Linked DNA regions of Mus musculus: region 1 is linked to region 2. The links are chromatin loops, found by intact Hi-C in ENCODE. Cell type or tissue: heart. All regions are shown on one strand. Each heading gives the region's core, and the rest is flanking DNA. Links, peaks and the distances in the headings are about the cores only. Region 1 overlaps Abca4 (ATP-binding cassette, sub-family A (ABC1), member 4). Region 2 overlaps Bcar3 (breast cancer anti-estrogen resistance 3).

Region 1 (10,988 bases), core at 1,506-9,505, 300 kb before region 2:
ACAACCCATGACAAGGCCGGGACCAGAGGCTACAAACTCCTGGACATCCAGGCTCCCGCTAGGTTGTGTGGAATTGGGAATGAGCTGGGGGGCGGGGGGCATGGGATGAGCGCTATGATGACAAGCCCGGGGCCAGGGGAGTGGAAACTCTGGCTTAGTTCATCAGCAAAAGTCTTTAGGATGGTTGTCTGGGAGCACAGAGAGGCCTTCTGCAGGTGACTCAGCCATCAAAGGCATTCTCCCTGCTTCTCACTGCAGTTCTGCTCACTGTGGAGAAAGGATACATACCAACAGCTCAGGGTGGACCAGGTATTAAATACTTCTTGCTGGAAGGAATGTCTGGGAAGGGAAGCTTATTGGCTAAACCTTCAGGGCCTCATTATCCTACAGAACTCTGTTTCTGGCTACATGACCACAGGTCACATTTCCTATGTGAGAAGTGTGGCATGTGTTCCAGGCCAGGAATCTAGTAGGGAGCAGGGAGCTGCCTACTATTCCAGGTGGGTGCCGGGTCTCTGAAACCACTCAACTGTACCAAGTTTCCTGGTACCGTCCCTTGTCTCCCCAGGGCAGGGAAGAGAATGGTCTGTCTCTTTACTGGCTGTTCCTGAATAGCAGCACCCATGCACAGTGTCCTCACAGCGCTCCATTCTGGCTTATTATTAGTGGAGACAGACATTGCTGATGGCTCCCCAACATCTGCTTGATTAAGACCCTCTGCCTTTACCCAAGAGCTCTGCTCAACACAGCCCAACAAGCAGGGGGAGGCTGGAGCATACCTCTGGGATGATAGGTGAATCTGAGATTCCAGCCCTCCATGGCCATATGTGGTGGGTCTGAAGCAAACACGTTGACAAAGATAGAGCCAGGTCATGGCCGAGTACACTTTATCTGCCACCCAGCTATCTGCTACCAAGCAAATACAGTGATAACAACAGGACTTATGGTGAGAGAGCTCAGTGGCAGATATAGGAAGCTATTAGGCGACACCAGTTTTAGTACAGATGAGACACAGCCTGCTATCCTGAGGTAAAACTGAGCTGTAATTTAGAGAGAAAGCAAAGTTTTAAAGACTGGGGCTTACAGGTGAGATAACTCCTATAATTTGGAAAGGTTCCTTCCTTGCTTCCCTGAGTAGTTTCAACTGTCCTACCTATACCTGGAGTGGCCTTTGTCACAGCGGGGGAAACTGCGCCTGGACTCGCTGTGTCCTGTCCTGTTATAGCTATCCTATATTAATAAGCTCTGATCTGTAAGTGGTTAGACAAAGGTGACTGGATAACATGCTCTATGCACAGGTTTTTGTTGTTGTTCCAGTCAATACATTTTCTAGTAAAGTATCGATACGGGATTAAGCAGATGGAGAAGACAGAAACATATTCTGCCGCTTGCCAGACTCCTTTCTCTGGGTAGTTATCTGATTACCCCTCTCTGTCTGTGAATAAATACAGAGGATGTTGTTGACTTCCACTGGGAGGTATCACCTTTTCCAAGCTACCCCTCAAAGTCTGGAAGGGATTAAGATCCAGGAACGATCCATTGATCACTTCCTAAACCTTTGCTTCTAAGCCCTCAAGCCAGGAGATCCAACCTACTCCTCACTCACGTGGCAAGTGTCACCTTAGCTGTGTGACACTCAGAAGAAGCCAACTATTTAAAGCCCAGCACTCCGGAAGTTCACGTTACTAACTAAGGGATCCCCACTTTGATGTCCAAATTCTGAGTGTTTCTAAAATGGAGAAGGTCTTGCCCCACGGCCAATCTGGCCCCTGCTCTTTGGTTACCCCCTCTATGAAGGAAACTCAGTAATTCCTCTTTCTTCTTGCAGCATTTTAACTAGTATTTCTGATGTCCATCAAAACATGGGCTACTGTCCTCAGTTTGATGCAATCGATGACCTGCTCACAGGCAGAGAACACCTTTACCTCTATGCCAGGCTGCGGGGCGTGCCATCGAAGGAAATCGAGAAGGTGAGAAACAGTGTACTGTGGCCATGTGGGAGGTGGGCAAGCTATGGCCTACACTTATGGAGTACAGTCATGTAGAGACAGAAAACTGGGCACACTGTCCACCCATTCCAGCAAGTGAACATATCTCCTGTGTGCCAAGTCCTGACCTAGAAGCTAGATATAGCAGCAAACAAAATGAGCTCATGCACAGTAAATTCTTGCCCTGGAGTCTGTTTGGTGAAACATGCATTTGTCCTTTAACCTCAATCAGTATAGCAGGAAATTTAAAAGTGGCAGTTTTTTTTTCCCTAACCCAGCTAGCTCCCAAATAATTGAGATAGAGATTTACAGATTTATTCAACAAACTTTAAGCACAATAACTGAGCAGATATTCCTAACCCTCTATGCTACCTAGCTACTTCCCAGCCACACACCCAAGTTAGTGGCATTGGCTTGCTCTGCTCTAGTGTGTGCTCCTGGTGAACTCCCTTGGTGACCTCCTCCTCTTCCACTTCTCCTCTTCCTCTTCCACCTCCTCCTCTTCCTCTTCCTCCTCTTCCTCTTCCTCTTCCTTCTCCTCTTCCTCTCCCTCCTCTTCTCCCTCCTCATCCTCCTCTTCCTCTTACTCTTCCTCCTCCTCCTCCCTCCACCTGCCTCATGGCCCTTCTTCTTCTAGATCCTTGCCCACTTCATGGTGAACTCCTTCTCCCTGACTCTTCTCCCTGGGTCCCCTGGCTGGGATTGGAAGTCCAGCCTTTGTATCTCCTCTGCCCAGTCATTGGCTGTTCAGCCTTTACTTAACCAATCAGAGATAACTGAGGAACATTCTTTATGCCACATTGATACAGGAAATTCTTCAATATTCCTAGCAATGCCCCCACATCCGTGCCAGATCTCATGCATGCACAGAAATCAGGAATACATGGTGCACAAGACCAACCCCCAACAAATCAACATTCTAGAGACTTATCCTGACGATTCACATACCACAGTATAAAATGCTTATGCGCATGGTTATTCATTACACTTGTGATTGCAAAGTACCTGATATCACCTAAATATTTAGACATGGTCAGCTGGATGGTACATGTGACATTCTGATGCTGCTGTAGGGAAAGAATAAGGATGGCCTCTGTGGCCTGTTATGACATATTGTCAGGGTTAGTTCTAAAGTTGCTGTATGAGAACAGGCAAGGTGTGAAGGTGAACATGTGGGACGCTGCTTTTAGGTAAGAAATAGAAAAACAAGAAGCAGCTGTGTGGGTGCTTAGCTTTATTGATAGAGGGGTACACCAACATACCAGACAACAATGATTTTGATCATAAGAGGAAATTGGGGAGAAGGGCAGAATGGAGGGAGTAATGGTTCTCTCAGGTTATCCTTTTGTCTAGCTTTGACTCATGCAGGTGTGCGCATGCGCTACAGATTCAAAACTAAGACTGCATCAGTAAGAATAAGAAGAGAGAGAAAAAGTGGAAACAGGAAGAAAGTCTACCACTCAATATAAGTGGAAACAAGTTACTCTGTTTTAAATAATTGTGCAGATAGTGGGGTATTTATCCTTAGTCGTGGGCAAAGTAGCGTAGGACAGAGCTCTTCAATTTCTGAGCTATTTTTTTTATGTATTTGCCTTTTATTTTAGTATGGACAGAATAATTCTGAATAATTGTAGGTATGTGACATAACTGAGTAAATGAACAAATGTGTTGATGTTTGAGATGTTCACTTCTTTGATAGAGGAAGTAGAATACATTTAGGAAAAGGGAAAGCAAGAAAGAACTAATTTAGTAATGGATGGATCACAGGGCTCCCAATGGAGGAGCTAGAGAAAGTACCCAAGGAGCTAAAGGGATCTTCAACCCTATAGGTGGAACAACATTATGAACTAACCAGTACCCCTGAGCTCTTGACTCTAGCTGCATATGTATCAAAAGATGGCCTAGTCGGCCATCACTGGAAAGAGAGGCCCATTGGACACGCAGACTTTGTGTGCCCCGGTACAGGGGAACGCCAGGGCCAAAGGGGGGGAGTGGGTGGGTAGGGGAGTGGGGGTGGGTGGGTAAGGGGGACTTTTGGTATAGCATTGGAAATGTAAATGAGCTAAATACCTAATAAAAAATGGAAAAAAAAAAAAAAAAAAAAAAAAAAAAGAACTAATTTAGAGGAGTGGGTGGGAATTGGTGATGTCACTATGTCGTCTTGAAATGTTCATGTGCATGTGTTTGTGCATAATGTAGGTGTGTTCATACATACACTCATTATATGCATGTGTGTGTATATGTCTGTCTGTCCCTGTCTGTGTCTATCTATCTGTCTGTCCTCTGAGAGGACCAAGGCACAAAAATACTCTAATAGCAATGGATACACCTAATATCCAGATTTTGGTCCTATACCATCCCTGGACAGGTTGTCCTGGGTTCTAACAAGCCATGGAGAGCAAGCCAGTAAGCAGCACTCGTCCATGGCCTCTGCATCAGCTCCTGCCTCCAGGTTCCTAGCCTGTTTGAACTGTTCCTACCCTAAGTGCTTTCAATGATGAACAACACTATGGAAGAATGAATGAAACCGTTTCCTCCCCAAAATGCTTTTGGTTACAGTGTTTCATCACAGCAATAGAATCCCTAGGTTAAATACCATATTAAAGACATCAATAGACAGTCACCTCTGACCCAGGAAGTATAACAACAATGGCAATATACCCCACTGTTCACCCCTCCACAGTGCCTACTACAGTGCCTGCCTGGCTCGTGCTAAATGCTCTATAAATATTCATTAGATGTACAAGAAGGTTGCAGATGTGTCCCTTCTTTGGGGGTAGAGTCAATGGGTTTGAGATGCACTGTCTTCTCAGAGACCCTGGAACTCTTGGAAAGATGTATAGTCTTTGGAAGGCTGAACGCTCTTTCCAAGAGGGCTGTAGAGCTCAGGAAGTCGCACTGGTGAAACCAAAGGTCAAGTGTAATCTTAAAGTATGTACTGGTAGATACCGGCCAGCAGATGGCGCTGTCACAACAGAGCTGAGCCTGGCAGGATGACCTCTGAGAACTCAGCCTTGGTCCATGCCTGTTCCTGGGACCTTCAGTTGTTCATCATCCACCAGCTGAAATTTCTTCTCTTTCCTAGGTTGCCAACTGGGGTATCCAGAGCCTGGGCTTGTCTCTCTACGCTGACCGCCTGGCAGGCACCTACAGTGGAGGCAATAAGAGGAAACTCTCTACAGCCATAGCTCTCACTGGCTGCCCTCCCCTGCTGCTGCTGGTGAGGGCATCGTACTCTGCAGAGTGGAAATGTCACGGACGTCCTGAGTTGAGAAAATTAATTCAGGGCTTGCAGCTTTAGAACGGCAATAGATTGCCCCTTTAAGGCAAATTAGCCAAGTGTTTGGTCACAGCACAGTCTGACCTTCAATGCCTGGAAAGTCTCTAGAAGGTCCAGAAACTCAGACTGGAAAGCCCTGTCAGCTCCAGGGAATGTTGCGATCTGGTTAGAAATTAGGATGAGGAAATCTGTGTGGACCGGAGCATCTACTTCAATCAGAGGCTCCGGGGACCCTCTCGTGAATTGGACCACAGTAGAGTCCCTGAGACCATGCAGTCTGGGTTTTAAATGACATGGGACATAGAGAGGACTGTAAAGTTACTTGGGCTATCCCCCTCCCCTGACCCTTCCTAAGGATAATTCTACTATTGTCTTTATTAATTTATTGTTATTGTTCATATTATTATTATTATCCTATTTCTGTATTTCTATTATCCTAACCTTAATTCACTCACAGCTGGCATGGTCCTATAGGTATGTACCATGTGTCTGTAGTCTCCAATTCCCCTTCTACCTATGTGTCCTACAAGACATGGTTCTGTCTTGCTTGCTGGGAAGTGGCTGTGCACTTGTCTGTTAGCCCAGGAAGGATGTAGTGATGGAGAAAGACCAACTCCGCGTCCACATCTCCCTCTTTTCTCTCCTACTCTGCAGGATGAGCCCACGACAGGGATGGATCCCCAGGCACGCCGCATGCTGTGGAACACCATTGTGAGCATCATCAGAGAAGGGAGAGCTGTGGTTCTCACCTCCCACAGGCAAGAGATCCCCAGGGAGGTGGAGAGAGGGAGGGAGGAGCACCCCCTCCCATCTGTCTCACTTCCTCTCTCCTGCTTGACAGCATGGAAGAATGTGAAGCTCTGTGTACGCGGCTGGCCATCATGGTGAAGGGCACCTTTCAGTGTCTGGGTACCATCCAACACCTCAAGTACAAGTGAGCAGGTGGAGGGGCCTGCGTTTAAGTACATTCTGTGGGTTCATCCAGGCCTTGACGTCATCATGGACAGTTGGGACGCTTGCCTAACCATTCCACAGGCATTGGCTAGTGATGGCTGGGCCAGACTCTTTAGAGGCAGATGGAGAAAGCCAATGAGATGTTCTACACTGGGCTAATTGCTTGTGGCTGGAAGCTCACAGGAGTCTCTGGATAGGAGAGTTCTGACTGGGACATTTACAGAACCTGGCTGGCATGGGGGAGGGCCATTGTCACTGACCCAGTATCAGCCCACATTTCCTTAGAGATCCAGGACTTGTGGCACATTTTGTGAGGGTTTACAACCAATGTAGGAATGAGTAAGAGACCAAACAGCTTGAGAAACAGTTTTTCTTTCTAGAATATTATGTATGGTTAGGTTTGAAAAATAAATGACCATATGTCATATGGCAAACTAACAATCTTGAGGAATATTACCTTGTGACCACAGACTTATAGGTGGTTAGAGATAATTCCTTATTATTTATAACTTGTGAGATAAAACTAGCAATTCATTGAAATGAGATTATTGTAACATCGTCTTTCCTCGCATCCTAATATGTCAGTGGATTTCTAGTTGTCACTCTTTCCCAGGCATACTAGAATATATTTAGCATGCTTATGAGGAGCCAATGATATAAGCTATCAAGCTAGCTGGCTAGGATAACAGAGAATGTCACTTATCTGTGCTGACATCAAACCTTAGGGAGTTCATGAAGTGTGTTTCACGGGAAACTACCATCCTTCACATGGGTGGGAAGATCTAAGATATATGGTGAATTTGGCAAAAGGGTTTTTGATCCTGATTTATTTCTTAAATAACTACCATGTGGAGACTACACAGATAGCTATAAAAGTATCAGCATGTGAGATCACCAGGCCCGTGTCAGCAACTCCCCATGCCTAACTGCTAGAGTACATCCTTCCACATTCCCTCTCATTCCTCAATATCCCAGTGGTAGCCAGGTAAGGGGGAGGGTAAGGGGGAGGGTAAGGGGGAGGGTAAGGGGGAGGGTAAGGGGGAGGGTAAGGGGGAGGGTACTCCCATGTGAATGGATGGCTGATTTCCAAAAACTGGATGGCTACTATCTTCTTACTGTAGAAACAGCCCCAGTTCATAGAAGAAGTTCTCCAGTAAACTTTAATGAGTATGATATACCCCAATGTAGGTTATCACAGTCCCCAGCCCATGATTCACACTCTTTGATGGACCATTCTTGATCTACATAGCAAGGGGCATCATTGTTAGTCTGCTTTATATCACTGTAACAAAATACCAGAGGAAAAACCTGACATCAAGAAGGAAAGGCAGGGGCTGGAGAGATGGCACAGAGGTTAAGAGCACTCTTCCAGAGGTCCTGAGTTCAATTTCTGGCTACCACACTGTATTAGTCAGGGTTCTCTAGAGTAACAGAACTTATGGATAGTCTCTATTTAGTAAAGGAGTTTATTGATGACTTACAGTGTGCAGTCCAACTCCCAATAATGGTCAGTAGTAGCTGTGACTGGAAGCCCAAGGATCTAGCAGTTGCTCAGTCCCACACAGCAAGCAGGCAAAGGAGCGAGAGAGATTCCCTTCTTCCAATGTCCTTATATCGTCTCCAGCCGAAGGTGTAGTCCAGATTAAATGTGTGTGACACCAGGTCAGAAACTTCTATCTCCCAGCCTCCAGATTAGAGTCACTGGTGAGCCTTCCAATTCTGGATTATAGTTCATTCCAGATATAGTCAAGTTGACAACAGGAATAGCCACTACTCACGGTGGCTCATAACCATCTATAATGAGATCTGGTGCCCTCTCATGGCCTGCAGGCATATATACAGGCAGGCCACTGTATACATAATAAATAAATATTAAAAAAGAAGGAGGAGGAGAAGGAGAGAAAAGAAGAGGAGGAAGAGGAGGGGGAGGGGGAGGGGGGGAGAGGAAGAGGAGGAAAGGCTCCTGGCTCAATTGATTTGGGCCTGGGGTAGAGCATCATGGTGGTGGTAATGTGTGGTAGAAAAGCCTACTTACCTTAGTAGATTCTAGGAGAGAGGGAGAAACACACACACACACACACACACACACACACACACACACGCATGCATACGCATCCACAGGCAAATGCACATGCATGTATGCACGTACACACACAGACATCTTTCAAAAACGTGTTCCTATGATCTGCTTGCTTCAGCTGGGTCCTACCTCTAAAGGATTCATCCACTAATAATGTGAGATCCCCTCGTGATCATATCACCCCTAAGTTCCAACCTCTGATCAGGGCTGCAGGAAGGACCAAGCCTTTAATACATGAGTCTTCAGGCAATATATCATATCCAGACCATAGCACAGCTCCACACCCTTCATGAACTTTCCTCAGGGAATAGTGCCTTCCCAAGCCTTTGTTCTTCCCTAGCAAATCATATAGAAGCCATTCAGTCTTCTCCTCATAGAGCTGAGTGCTCTAGTCACAAGTCTTTACGGATGGGCCTAGAATCTCCACAGGGGGCTACAACCACCTCGGACTTCAGCAAGTACGTTCATCCAACTTCACCACACAGACATTTAGATCTCCAGAAACTGATGCCAAACATTTTTTTCCGCTCCTGTTTTTAAACATGCGGAGCAGGCCAATGCTATGGGCTTTTAATCCCTATTATGCCTAATGAGTGCACTCTTTGTCTGGGGATTGCCTTAGCTCTTACAGAACTGAACACACTGTGCACTTGCTAGGTTTGGAGACGGCTACATTGTCACAATGAAAATCAAATCTCCAAAGGACGACTTGCTTCCCGATTTGAATCCTGTGGAGCAGTTCTTCCAGGGCAACTTCCCTGGCAGCGTGCAGAGGGAGAGACACCACAGCATGCTCCAGTTCCAGGTCCCCTCGTCCTCCCTGGCCAGGATCTTCCAGCTGCTCATTTCCCACAAGGACAGCCTGCTCATCGAGGAGTACTCAGTCACCCAGACCACGCTGGACCAGGCAAGTCCACCCAGGGTACTAAGTGGGTACTGTGCCCACTGTGCTAACACCTGACAAGAGTAGTGGGTAACGTGGAAGGCAGGCAGGATGCCCTCGCTTTAATGCAGTGTTAGTCGCTCTCCCTTAGATTAAAGGCTGACATTTCAGAAATGCGTTTCCAACACCATTTTAGTCATCCACAAACTTGACTATTTTTGCTTCTTTTTCTTCTTATATTTCATGCTTGCTGTTTTATGGTGGTAGCTGATTTCTTTTTCTTTCCAAGTCAACTTTGTCATGTGTGATTTGAAAAGAACAAATAGACGTATTTAACTGTACGGCTCAGTGAATTTTGACAAACATTTGCTTTTTATGTAGGTATTTATTGGTATGGATGTGATGTTTGTGTGCGTTCATGTGTGTTTGCGTGTGCATGTTTGCATGTGTGCAGGTACATATGAACGTGTGTGCATTTGTGCATATGCATATGGAGGCCTAAGGTTGACATCAGAGATCTTCCTCGATTGCTCTTCCTCCTATTCCTTGAGGTAGGGTCTCTCAATCAAACTCAGAGCTTTCTAACAATATGGATAGTCTTGTGAGCCAGCTTGCTCCAGAGATCTCCTGTCTCCACCTTCCAAGGCTATAGTTATAGCTTGTCGCACTTACCAGGCATTTATGTGGGTCCTGAGTGTCTGATCTCTGGTCTCCATACTAGCATGACAAGCATTTGAAATATTTTAATGGCTGAGCTGTCTCCATAGCTCATCTTTACTCTTCTCATCTTGTGTCACTAAAATTTTAATGGCTGAGCTGTCTCCATAGCTCATCTTTACTCTTTTCATCTTGTGTCACTAAAATGCTGTCTTCCAAACACCACATCCCCACTCTTTTTTTTTTTTTCCTGACAGTCTCTGGAAATTACCATTTCACTTTATTTTTGAAGATGTTGTTATGTGTAATCCAGGACCATACGTAAGCCTGCTTCAGCTTCCCTAGTGCTGGGATGACATGTGCTAACATGTCTGGCTTCATCTACTTTCTTTCTATAAAATTGTCTATCATCTATCTGTCTGTCTGTCTGTCTATCCATCTATCAATCCTATCTATCTATCTATCTATCTATCTATCTATCTATCTATCTATCTATCTATCTATGGATATATAGACACACACACACACACACACACACACATTCCTAAACATATAAATACAACCTTGTAGTGGTACTTACATGTGTATGTTTTTGTCCAACTCCCTCGGCATTCCTAGTATAGTTCTTTGTGTAGGGTTGGGGCCACCAGAGCTCCCCCATGATTCACATTAGCACATCTATTGGTGTCTTCCTTGATCAGATCCTTCTGTTGTCTATGAACCTGACTACTCTAGGCTCTTCATGTAAGTGAATAGTAATTGTCATTTTGGGTCTGATGTAAGGACCCAAGGCTTCATGTCCACACTGTATCGTGACTGAGGAATAGCCACTTCGATCCACATTTTACTTATCTATTCATTCATCAGCGAGCATTTGAGTTTTTCCTGGGTTGTTGGGGGATTGGCCCTTTTTAAATTTCTTTTGTTGTTGTTGATGTTTTGTTTTGTTTTTGGTCAACATCCTTAAAGACTGTTTGGTAAAACAAAGGAACTAAGCGAGTGTTGACCTCTAGAGAAGCTCTCGCCACCCTTAGAGAAGTGACAGTCACACAGGACTCCTGCAGGAGTTCTGGCCACACTGCTTGTAGAACAAAGAACACAGCAGAGAGCAGTTGCCTTTACTCGGTTGTTTTTAGAGAGCCTGGA
Region 2 (10,988 bases), core at 973-8,972:
CCCCCACCCCACCCCCAACCATAAAATTATTTTCTTTGCTACTTCATAAATGTTATTTTGCTACTGTTATGAATTATAATGTGAATATCTGATATGCAAGATATCTGATCTGTGACCCCTGTGAAAAGGTCACAGGCGTTTCAACCCACAGGTTGAGGACCACTGACCTAGACTCCATAAGGTGGAGAAGTCACTAGGAAACTGACAGACAAGCAAGAATCAGGCCTGTGGCTTCTTTTAGATTCTGCTCCATGGTTGGGCCTAAACCCCCCCTGGGGTCAGTCTGCTTCTAACCTCTTGTCATCCTGTCCTCTTCCTTACTCTTTAAATTCCACCATCGTCCCTCCTGCTGTCCCCAGGCCTGAACCGTCCTCTTGTCCTCTTTAAACTCCACCATCCTGTCCCTCCTGCTGTCCCCAGGCCTGTACCTTTCCCCTGTCCTATACGGTTTTGAGATAGAACCGTTGAGTGGCTTGAAGCTGTTACAATAATTTCAATTTGGGTTAAACTGTGTTCACTGATAAAACTACATTGAAAATGTAACGTCTAGTACCCTGGGCATGTGACCTTATTTATACATAAGGTTTTATAGGCATAATCAAGTCAGGAGAAGATCCTCCAGGAAATAATAGCTAATTATTTCCTCCAGGAAATACTAATCTCAGTATTTGCGAATGAAACCGTATTAGGAGATTGTCTCTTTTTGCAGATCAGTTGACCAAATTGAGATGATGCTGTACAGGTAGAGAGATGGCTCGGTTGGGAAGCGTGAAGACCCGAGTTTGGACCCCTAGCAGCCTTTTAAAAGGGGGTACATCAGCACGGGCCTGTAATCTCAGCATTGGGGAGGCAGACAGGCTGCCCCCTGGGGGTCACTGGCCAGCCAGGGTGACCTAATCAGCGAGCTCTAGGTTCAGTGAGAGACCCTGTCTCAAAACTATGGCAGAGTACTTACCCAGCAGGGGGTAGCCAGTGACCAAAGAGATGGTTTTCCTAGGGCGAGGCTCCAACATTATACTTGGGGTTTGCTGACCCCCGTGACCACCCCGAATGCGGGACCTTACACTTTGTGATAAGAGTCTGCGAGTCTGCACTGCCCCTCATTCAAGCACCTGCTCTTGATGTTCCCTGGGCGCTTTAGGGAGAGTGTGGCGTCGAGGATATCTGGAAACTATGAAAGAATACTTTTTTTTTTTTTTTTAAAGCAGGGTTTTGCTGTGTACCCAAGGCTGGCTTTGAATTCAATATGTAGCCGAGGCTGGCCTTAAACTTCAGGGCTCATCCCCCTTCAGCTCCCAAGTGTTGGTCTTATAAGAATGCACCACCACACCCGGTTTTATTTGAATGCCACAGAGTATGTGCTTATTGTCACAGTCATACTGGTAAGCAAGCACACATGCCAAATTGGTTCTTGCTAGCCATATTCTTAGGCATTGACTGAAATTCCCAGGAGCCAGTAAGTGGAGGAATCTGGGGTTAAATGTTAATATGGGTTAATATATGTAAAGTTCTTAGTCCAGAACCGAGGATGCGATTGGTACCCTGTAAATAAGAGGTAGCAACTGCCATTCTAGCTCCCTGTGTGTGCACTGGGCTCACCTTGCCTCAGACTCCCTGCCTTGGACCTTCCCCAGATCCTGTAGGCAACCTTGAGGGTCACTCTTGGGTCACCCTGTGAAAACTCTGCTCATGGCTGTGCGTTTTAAACAGCTCAACTCTGAAGCTAGGGGACTCTTCTTGTTCTCTTAATAATATTAATAATAATATTTGGTGCCTGAATGATATGCAACTGGATTCAAGGTACATCTAAATGAGGGTCCGTGGAGCCCAGGCTACCTGAATCATTATCCTCCTGTCTCAGCTTTCTCACATGTTGGAATTACATGTGTGTGCCTGCCCCTAAGCCATACATTCCAAAAATCTTTTTTTTTTTTTTTTTTTTTTTTGGATTTTCGAGACATGGTTTCTCTGTGTAGCCCTGGCTGTCCTGGAATTCACTCTGTAGACCAGGCTGGCCTCGAACTCAGAAATTCTCCTGCCTCTTAAGTGCTGGGTTTAAAGGTGTGCACCACCACTCCTGGCTCATTCCAAAAATCGTTATGTTCCCCAAAGCAAATAAGACTTATGTCTGTAAGAATGTCCCAGAGTTTCCCGAGAGTATCAGTTTCCAGATGGTTAAGCAGTTCCTAAATGCAGCCTTGGTCTGCCTTCTCTTGCTAATAACCTGCAGTTTTCCTGATGAAAACTGGTGTCACTTTTTGTTGTCCTAAATACTCACATATTTAGTAAGAGGTGTCCTCAATTTGTAGAGATGTAAGTCTGTAACGTTTTAGAGATACAGTTCTGGCATCGTCTGTGACTTAGACCTATCTACTTAGGAGATCTTGTTTTCTCCATACCTTAGCACTTCTAAGTACATCCAAAGAGGCCAGGAGTTCAGCCTTGGAGTTGTTTGCTATTAAACTCTACCCTCTAGTGGTCACTCCATGTCACAGCAATGCAGCATTTGGCTATAGCTGTTTCTGGACACTATGGGAGCTTTTAAGATGAAGTGTAATAACATAGCACATTATAGTTCAACTTCAGAAAGAGGGCCTGGGTTGGCTCCATTCAAGGTGTGTGAAGTCATGGAGCCTTTTGTCACTAGCGTATTGTCTGCGTTGTTTGGGTGGAGCCGATTAGGGTTGGCCTGAAGTTTTACGCACATTAAACTTTCCTTGGCTAGACTTGCATTTACATTGTGATCTGACAGTTGATAAGACTGACGCTTTGTCAGGAAGGGTGCTTGATTTAGCAAGGCAGAAAATAGCTATCAGTACTTTGAAGACTGATAGAGAATTTTCCACCCCTGTGGACAGTGGGTGCGCTCAGCCTGGCAGGAGCAGGAGAGAGTAACTGGAAGCCATGTTACGCAGAGATTTCTTGAGCTGGGGAGCTGGGGAATCCATGTTGTTGGGAAATTCTGAGAAGACGCTCACACAGAAGGAATTTTATTTATCTATTATCAAAACAATATATCATCAAATACTTCTTTGTGACTTGTCTTGTTGGCTATGCGTTACTCTGTGCTGAACGCACGAGCCGGATCTTCCTTTGGTGCAGGGTAAGTGTCCAGTGTCCAGAATGCGAATATCTGCGATCCGGCACGTGCTTCCTAACCTGCAACCTTTCCGATCATCAACTTAGAGCCGCAATAGGAGCATCCATACCATGCAGCTTTGTTTCATAAGCAAAGTTATTAAAATATTGCATAAATTATCTTCGGTCCATGCATATAGAATATTATTTGGGGCATAAATTAATTTCATGCTTAAACTTTGCACTCCTAAGATCTCTAACTCTTTTTTTTTCCCTTTCTCTCTATATGTATTTATGTGTGTGTGTGTGCAGGTTTTTTAAAAATCTGAAGTCTAAAACATTCAAGTATTTCAGATATCAGATACGCAACCTGAATTTCTTTATAAGAAAATGTCCTTATGACATTTGGGCTTTCCCAGTCCCCTCTTGTTTAAAACAGCACATAGTCGTTTCATAGCCTGCATTATCTGCCACTTGTCAACTCTCTAAGGGTTGGGATACAACACTGAACAAATTCCTGGACCTTCTATTCTGGAGGTGGCATACGGGGTGACCGTAGGAAGGACAACCAAGTTAAGGGGGGAAGGTTTAGCAGGGAGGGAGCTGGGAGATGTTAGCATAAAGGAGCTGGGCAGAGAATGGGACTTTAGTGTGGAAGGGCCAGGCAGCGGAGGAGGTCAAAACGGTAAAATGAAGCAATGGGGGTCAGAGCACACCTCTGCTCTGGGAGAACAGTAGGGAGGCCACCAGGCCTGCTGAGAGCAGCAAAGTAAGCTGCTATGGGGTCCAGCCACTGACAGAGAGCTGGAAGAAGGTGATTGGGCAGGTTGCACAGGGCCTGCACCTCAGGGGAAGGACTGGAATCTCTACAGTTGCCTGGGGTTCACTTTGGATTCCTTGTTGCTAGGGGACAGAAAGGAAAAGAAAGGGCAGGAGGGAGGAGGGGTGTGTGCACACAATGCACACGAGTGTTCAGGTGATAGGGGCTGGGGGTTTGGACCTGCCAGGTAGCTGGGGGAAGACGGGGAATTGGATGAGTAACTCGAAGGTAGAGCTAGATTACCTGGTGGACTGGCTGTGAGGGGAGAGGGGAGAGGGGTCAGAGCACTGGAAGAGCAGTGAGGTCACAGTTGAGAAGAATGGGGGGGGGAGTGTATTCTTCCGTGAATTTCAGGTAAGATAAACCCCTGGGGACTGGAGGCGTGGACCAGTGGTTAAGAACAGTTGTTGCTCTCCTAGGGGACCTGGGTTCTCTTCCCAGCACTCACACCAGACAGCTCACACCTGCCTATAAATCCAGTTTCAGGGACTCTGATGCCCTCTTCTGACCCCCATGAACACTGCCATCTAGTGGCAGAATGGCTAAGTGTGAATAACATTTGAGTCAAAATAAATTCTCCTGGCAATTAAAGGGATGTTTCTGTTTTGTTTTGCTTTTTGCTTTTCACATTTCTCTCAGTTTACACATTTTTCTCTAATATACATATAATACTCATATAAAAAAAAACACTCCACCCCAACCCTCCTTTGGTTTTTAGTGTCAAGGTTTCTCTGTGTAGTCCTGGCTGTCCTAGAACTCACTGTTGACCAGGCTGGCCTTGAATTTAGAGACCTGCCTGCCTCTGCCTCCTGACTGCTGGGGTTAAAGGCATGTATATTACTGCCGCCGCCACCACCATGCTAAAACACTTCCTTTTTTATACCATAGTTCACTGCATGGATACACTAAAAATTTGTGGGTTGATCCAAATTATCTCAAACAAACTATAAATATATTAGAGAAAAATTCCTAAACTTCTAGTGTCAAGACCTTTTTACATTGTTAAAAATTGAGAGTCCTTTTTTTTTTTTTTTTTTTTTTTTTTTTTTTTTTTGGTGTTTTTGAGACAGGGTTTCTCTGTGTAGCCCTGACTGTCCTGGAACTCACTTTGTAGACCAGGCTGGCCTCGAACTCAGAAATCCGCCTGCCTCTGCCTCCCGAGTGCTGGGATTAAAGGCGTGCGCCACCACGCCCGGCTGAGACTCCTTTTTAAAAAATCCTTTAGTTATATGAGCTATAACTATTAATAATCATTGTGTTGGAGATTAAAATGAAGAAATTACTTGCATGTGTGTGTGTGGTACACGCATGTCCACATATATGTGGTTCATATGTCTCTGGTGATATGTGTTCTATGTGTTTGTGTGTGTGTGTGGTACATGCATGTCCACATGTGTGGGGTTCATATGTCTCTGGTGATATGTGGTGTGTATGTATGTGTGTGTATGTGTGTGTGTATGTATGTGTGTATGTGTGTGTGTGTATGTATGTGTGTGTATGTGTGTGTATGTGTGTATGTGTTATATGTATATGCACTTGTAGAGGCTCAAGGTACATATTGAATGTCTTCCTAGATTTCCCCCCACGTTACATATGGAAGCAGGATCTCTTGGTGAACCGGTTTGGCTAGTCTGGCTGGCCAATTTACCCCAGGGACCCCCAGCCTCTTGGATTATAGGCAGGCTGCTGTGTACAGCCAGCTTTTACATGGGTTCTGTGGTTGACCTCTGTGGTAACCCCCAGCCAACAATGGGAGGATTTTAAACATGTTCTTTATTCTATTTTTTGACATTTTATGTTTCCTTAGTGTGTTCATTTAAAATGAACGGTGCATAAATATGAAGTGCATATTTTTATGAAAAGATGGTCATTTTTCCAAGACAAACCCATCCAGGGGTAAGGACACATTGCTTTACCGTTTTGCAAGTCTCTTTACTGTCTGGCCGAAGAGAGCACAACTTCTCTTGGGTGTGCTTTTGGCGGTCAGTTTACTGGATCGTTTTGGTTAGATGCCTAAGAGACCCAGCTTCCACTGGTATGTGGTTTAAAAGGGCAGAAGTACTTTAGTAAGCAACTGTGTAAGATAATTACTGCTATCCTGCATGCTAATCTAGACCTTGGAGGGTGCCTCACCTGAGAGGTTAGACTCTGAAACCTCACCCGGCATCCTTTCTTCTCCGGTCTTTAAGGTCCATCTGTCTGTCTTGCAGTTTGAGTAGTGCTGTCGTGTGTAGGATATTTGAAGAATGTTGGTTCAAGGAGTTAGGTGGATCTCTCAAATGTTCACATGTCTCTTTGTATCCAATCAAAATGAGTTAGCCAATAGTCATCACTAATCTTCCCAGAAAAGTCATGAACGTGTAGATAAGCTATGAACTTCTTGGTGGTGAATACAAGTCCTTCAAAAATCCTAGTGTTCGACCGACAGCTCAAATCTTTGCTTTGGTAACAGACACTATTGGTTGTTTTCTTTGAAGAAACCACTCTGTTCATCCCTACCCCATCCCCAAAAACGTCTGCCAACTAAGTCCTCAAGTGGGAATAACCACAGGTTGTTAGTCTTTGTTAACTAAAGAATGCCGTTCCACGAGAGAGAGCAGCTCTTCAGTGGGTGATGCAGACCATTGGTTCCAGGCAGTCGCCGTGCCCGTATTCTGTGAGCCTTGACTCAATATAGAGAGTAAGTACTCCTCACAGTGTTGTCTACATCTTTTCTTACATACTGTGTGCTCGGGACGGTCAGGAGTGGAGACAGGATCAGTATAGCTGGCCCCTCTGCCTTGCTTCCTCTTAAGGAACCTGTTTCACCCAGCATAGGTTTCCCCCATCGGAGTGACTTGTTGACACAGCGTAACAGGCGACGAAAGTCTCAGTAGTATTATGAAAAGAAGCTTTAGTCTCCTGGACCTTGGACTTGGGGTTGGCCCGGCACTTAAGAACTGTAGAAATACTAAAACGTAAATAGCTCTTTGCTATTTATCTAAGTTGCCCCACACCCCATCTCAGCCTTAACTAACAATTGCGTTTATATTTAAAAACTGATTATTAATATAGAGAGATATTAACTTTTTATTTAAAATGAGAATATATTATGGAAATAACAGCTCTCAGACAGGGGCCTGTTCCTTACCACAGGGTGAGCTGTGAACCCTGTATAGCTCCTAACAGCGGAACATAACTAAATCATTAATCACTATATACTGCAAAGGGCTGGGCCAGAAGCCGTTGCTAATCTGTAATTACTTTATATTAAAGCTGTGCAAACCCAACTTTAGACGAGGCCAAGGCCCAATTTACAAAGATGCTATGCTTGGAGTTCCGTGCAGGCAAGGGATAAATTCATTTAGGGGGATGGATTTACGTGGGGCAGGCTGGAAAGGCACACTCTCCTGACCCATCCATTTTTATCAGCTGCCCAAGTGCACGCTTGCTCACTCCGTGTGTGGATGAGCTGGCCAGCCTCCATGCCTTTCTCTCTGGAAATGAGATAAGGATGTGTCAGACCCTGGGAATGAGAACATACTGTTTGGCCCTCTGAGGCAATTTCCCAGTTCTCTCCAGATGGCATCTAATTGTTTCTTGAATGACCTCAGTGTCCAGGCTGCAGGAACCTGGTCCGAGAGGCCATTCCACATATTTATTAGCTTGTGGATGAGAACTTACTGCATAAAGCCTCCATTCACCCTCTCCAAAGAGCTTTCTGTGCAGAAGAAGCTGCGAAGCTGATGGACCGCTTCCTGTGCCCCAAGGCTCCAGCTGGGCTCTGGTCTTTCCCAGGCCCAGGTGGCTGTGTTAGGATCGGGGTGTGTGTGCTCAGTTGAATTCATCCTGTGTGGACTCTCATCTCTGTGTCCTCCTGGTCTTTACAGAAGCGGCCTGGATCTGAGCAGAGCCAAGGCGGTGCGAGCTGAGAATTACCTCATTTTGCCTCGCTTCCTCCCAGTTTGGAATCCCAGGTTGCTTGCAGACTAAGAGACCAAGGCGATTATTTGGATTAAAATAAGAAAAGTCTGCCTTGGTTTCCTGTCTGCTGTTGAGATAAAACACTCTGGCTTAGGAGAGAAAGGTTTCATTTGACTTACAATGCCAGTTTATAGTCTGCTATTTCCAGGAAATCAAGGCAAGAATTTGAGGCAGCTGGTCACAACATGTCCAAGAACAGATAAAGGATAAAAAAATGCACACATGCCCACTTTCTCTCTACTCTTATACAATACAGGACCCAAATCCAAGGCGTGGTCCTGTCCACAGTGGGCTGGGCCTCCCACCTCAATTAATTTAATGAAGACAGTCCCCTCCAGGGATGGAGAGATGGCTCAGCGGTGAAGAGTGATTGCTGCCCTTGGCAGAGACTCAGGTTCAGTTCCCACCACTCACACAGCGGCTCGCAACAGCCTTAACTCCAGATCCAGGGGATCTTGCATCGTCTTTGGACTGCTGTGATCACTACATGCATGCGGCACATATACGTAACATACATCCAGACAGGACACCCACACTCATGAAATAAAAATAAATAATAAAACTCGAAAAATGGAAGAGAGACTCCCAGAGACATACATGTCTCAGAGCAACCCAATGTTGCCAAACCTCGTTAATCCTGACTTTCATCCCAGGTGATTTTAGAATGTATCAAGTTAACAGCTCTGTCACAAGTTCTAATCCAAACAGAGGATGGCAAAGCTGGCTCATTTTGTGTGTGTGTGTGTGTTGGGGGTGGGTATTGTGCCATTTCTCATGCCTGTGTGGGTGACTATTTGGGGAGCAGAGGATAGGTTCCCTACTTTTCTACATCTAAGATGAATAAAAACCACATCTCCAGAAATACATGTGCACGATTCTTATACATCCATCTGCCAAGGTGTTTGTGGACTTCAGTTTGAGAATCTCTACACAGCGCTCAGCGTTTCCTGGGCCCCTATTATATTTAGACGTCGTCACGCTGAATGTTGTGGTGACTATGAAGAAGAGATGGTTTCAAAGTCATTCTAACAGCTGTACCCGGGAGGCAGGGTGGAAGCTGGAGCTCGGAGCTGGGCATAAGGAAAGCCGTGGGAGGGAGAAGGAACTCCCCAAAGGCCCTGACGACTGAAAACCGGGGCTTCCAAGCCCTGAAACCCCAGCTGCAGAACACATCTAAGGGGGATCTGAATGTGTGTGGAGATGGTGTCAATTTCATGCCTTCAAGTTTTCCTCTTAGGTTTGACCACCAGAGGGGCTCCTGGCTTCTGGAAGTGGGTGGCTTTGCAAGATCTCTGAATCTGGTCCAATAGCCAAACGGCCTTTAAGAAATGCCCTCAGGGGGCTGGTGAGATGGCTCAGTGGGTAAGAGCACCCGACTGCTCTTCCGAAGGTCCAGAGTTCAAATCCCAGCTTGTGATGGTTGTGATGGTGGCTCACAACCATCCGTAATGAGGTCTGACTCCCTCTTCTGGAGTGTCTGAAGACAGCTACAGTGTACTTATATATAATAAAAATAAATAAATTTAAAAATGTCCTCAAGAAGTTTTAAGATAGTAGATCATGCCAGGGCCTGCTAAGGGGAAGTTGTAAGATGTTGGTTCACAGTTGCGCCTAGGCTGGGAGGGTGCTGTGCATGGCTCAAAGGTCACACTCCTACTCAGTGACACAGAACATCCTAGTTCCAATCTCCTTCTCCTCCCTAAAGGCAAACCATGTCTTCTCTATCCCAGAAAACTCAGGACAACTCAGTTCTTCCACATGTAAGTCCCTGGAGTAGACTGAGGAAGACCGTTCATTTCCACCTGCTGCTGACGCACCAGCGAAGAGCCCTGTTATTAACCGGGAAAATCATATACATGGCTTCATGCAGCGTCAGCCCGTGTCGGCTCCTTTTTAGCGTCTCTCAGACGCAGAGATGGCACACAAGCCTGCAGCGGTGTGCCCAACACGGTGTGCTAGCCAACACCTTGAACTTAAGCTCAACTTCATTGTCATTGACATTTTAAGAAAACATTTTAGGAAAACAAGTTTTAAGGACACACTGTTCCATCTCCTTTACTCCCAAGCTTGATAAAGGGTCCGGTGATTGGGTTAATCTCAAATTTGAATCTCAGGATAAGCGATCCTGTAAACTTAACCTGTTGATACAAAGTAGTAAACTTCCTTCTGGGAAGGGCCCGGGTGGAGCAGTCTTTGCTGCTGCTCCTTCTGGGAAGTAGAACACCCCAGGGCTGCTAGTCTCTTGTGTCTGCCTCTCTCAGCGCAGAAGCTGTGTTTTCTCAGGTCAGCTTTGTGCACGGATCACACAGTGGAAGCCTAGCCTTCCGGTCTTCCCATTCAAAAGGAAAAGGAGAGCTTCCTCCTCAATTCCAGTTTGAAAAATCCCAGGGAAGCTCTCAGGTTCATCTCAGGTTGGTCATATGTTCACCCTCAGACAGCTCACTGTCCAGTACTCTGACTGGATTACACATCCAGCTCGCAAGGGTGAAGACACATGCTATCTAGTAACTGAGCTATTGAGAAGCACTGAATTAGGTTGTTAGGTCCGCTGTCAACAAGCAGTCACTGATAAGCAGGAGGCAGGAGACACTCCCCCACCCCCACTCTCTAGGGCTGCCAGCTCTGAGAGTTGTAAGGTTACAGGAAGTCTGCTAAGTGACTGAGCCCACATCAGAAAAGGGGCAGGCTTATTCGTCAGTCCAGCCAATGGGAGAAAAGGACAGGAAGTTCTCCTAGTCAGGGAACTTCTAAAGATGCCCTCTTATGCCAAATCAACGTACCAGTCGTCTCTGCCCTTTCTCTGCTGTGTCTCCCTGTCTGCAGCATTATATATTAAAAGACGGTTTCGTTCTCACTAGTCTCTTGAATTTGTTATGATCATATTTCCAACACCACCATCTGGTATTTACACTTTTCCCCATAAATGTTTTAGGATCATAGTAGGCTATTTTTCTAATTATCTCTGTCTTCTTGGGATACACATATACTGTGTTGACACATGACTGCTAAACTCTGCAGATATTCCTCCCCATACCCTTTTCCATCTTCTTAAAACCTGTACACAGCTCTCTGCAGTTTCACTCTCTTTGGTTTATTTATGGGCTGGATAGTTTCGTGGTGGCCACTG

Evidence for each region. A loop is a pair of places that touch in the nucleus more often than their neighbours do. Peaks named below come from ENCODE experiments on the same cell type or tissue, not always from the same donor. Only the 100,000 strongest peaks of a DNase experiment are listed, where the experiment ranks them.
Region 1: a loop joins it to region 2, with 2.3 times the contacts of the local background. A loop is called at or near these places in 2 of 42 quality-filtered maps.

Annotation. Positions count from the first base shown.
Region 1 is chr3:122,164,820-122,175,807 of GRCm38, forward strand. Abca4 (ATP-binding cassette, sub-family A (ABC1), member 4) reads left to right here. Exons shown (of 50, transcript NM_007378.1): 44 at 1,829-1,970; 45 at 5,074-5,208; 46 at 5,923-6,026; 47 at 6,110-6,202; 48 at 8,960-9,209. Among named protein-coding and RNA genes, the nearest start is that of Gm40137, 41 kb to the right of the region's middle. In heart, for the core only: CTCF peaks have their summits at 4,947 (motif pointing right) and 8,034 (motif pointing left); no DNase peak of the experiment used is centred there; H3K27ac peaks cover 327 bases.
Region 2 is chr3:122,463,780-122,474,767 of GRCm38, forward strand. All of the region lies in intron 3 of Bcar3 (breast cancer anti-estrogen resistance 3), which reads left to right. Among named protein-coding and RNA genes, the nearest start is that of Gm34349, 11 kb to the right of the region's middle. In heart, for the core only: a CTCF peak has its summit at 4,430 (motif pointing left); no DNase peak of the experiment used is centred there; H3K27me3 peaks cover 6,101 bases.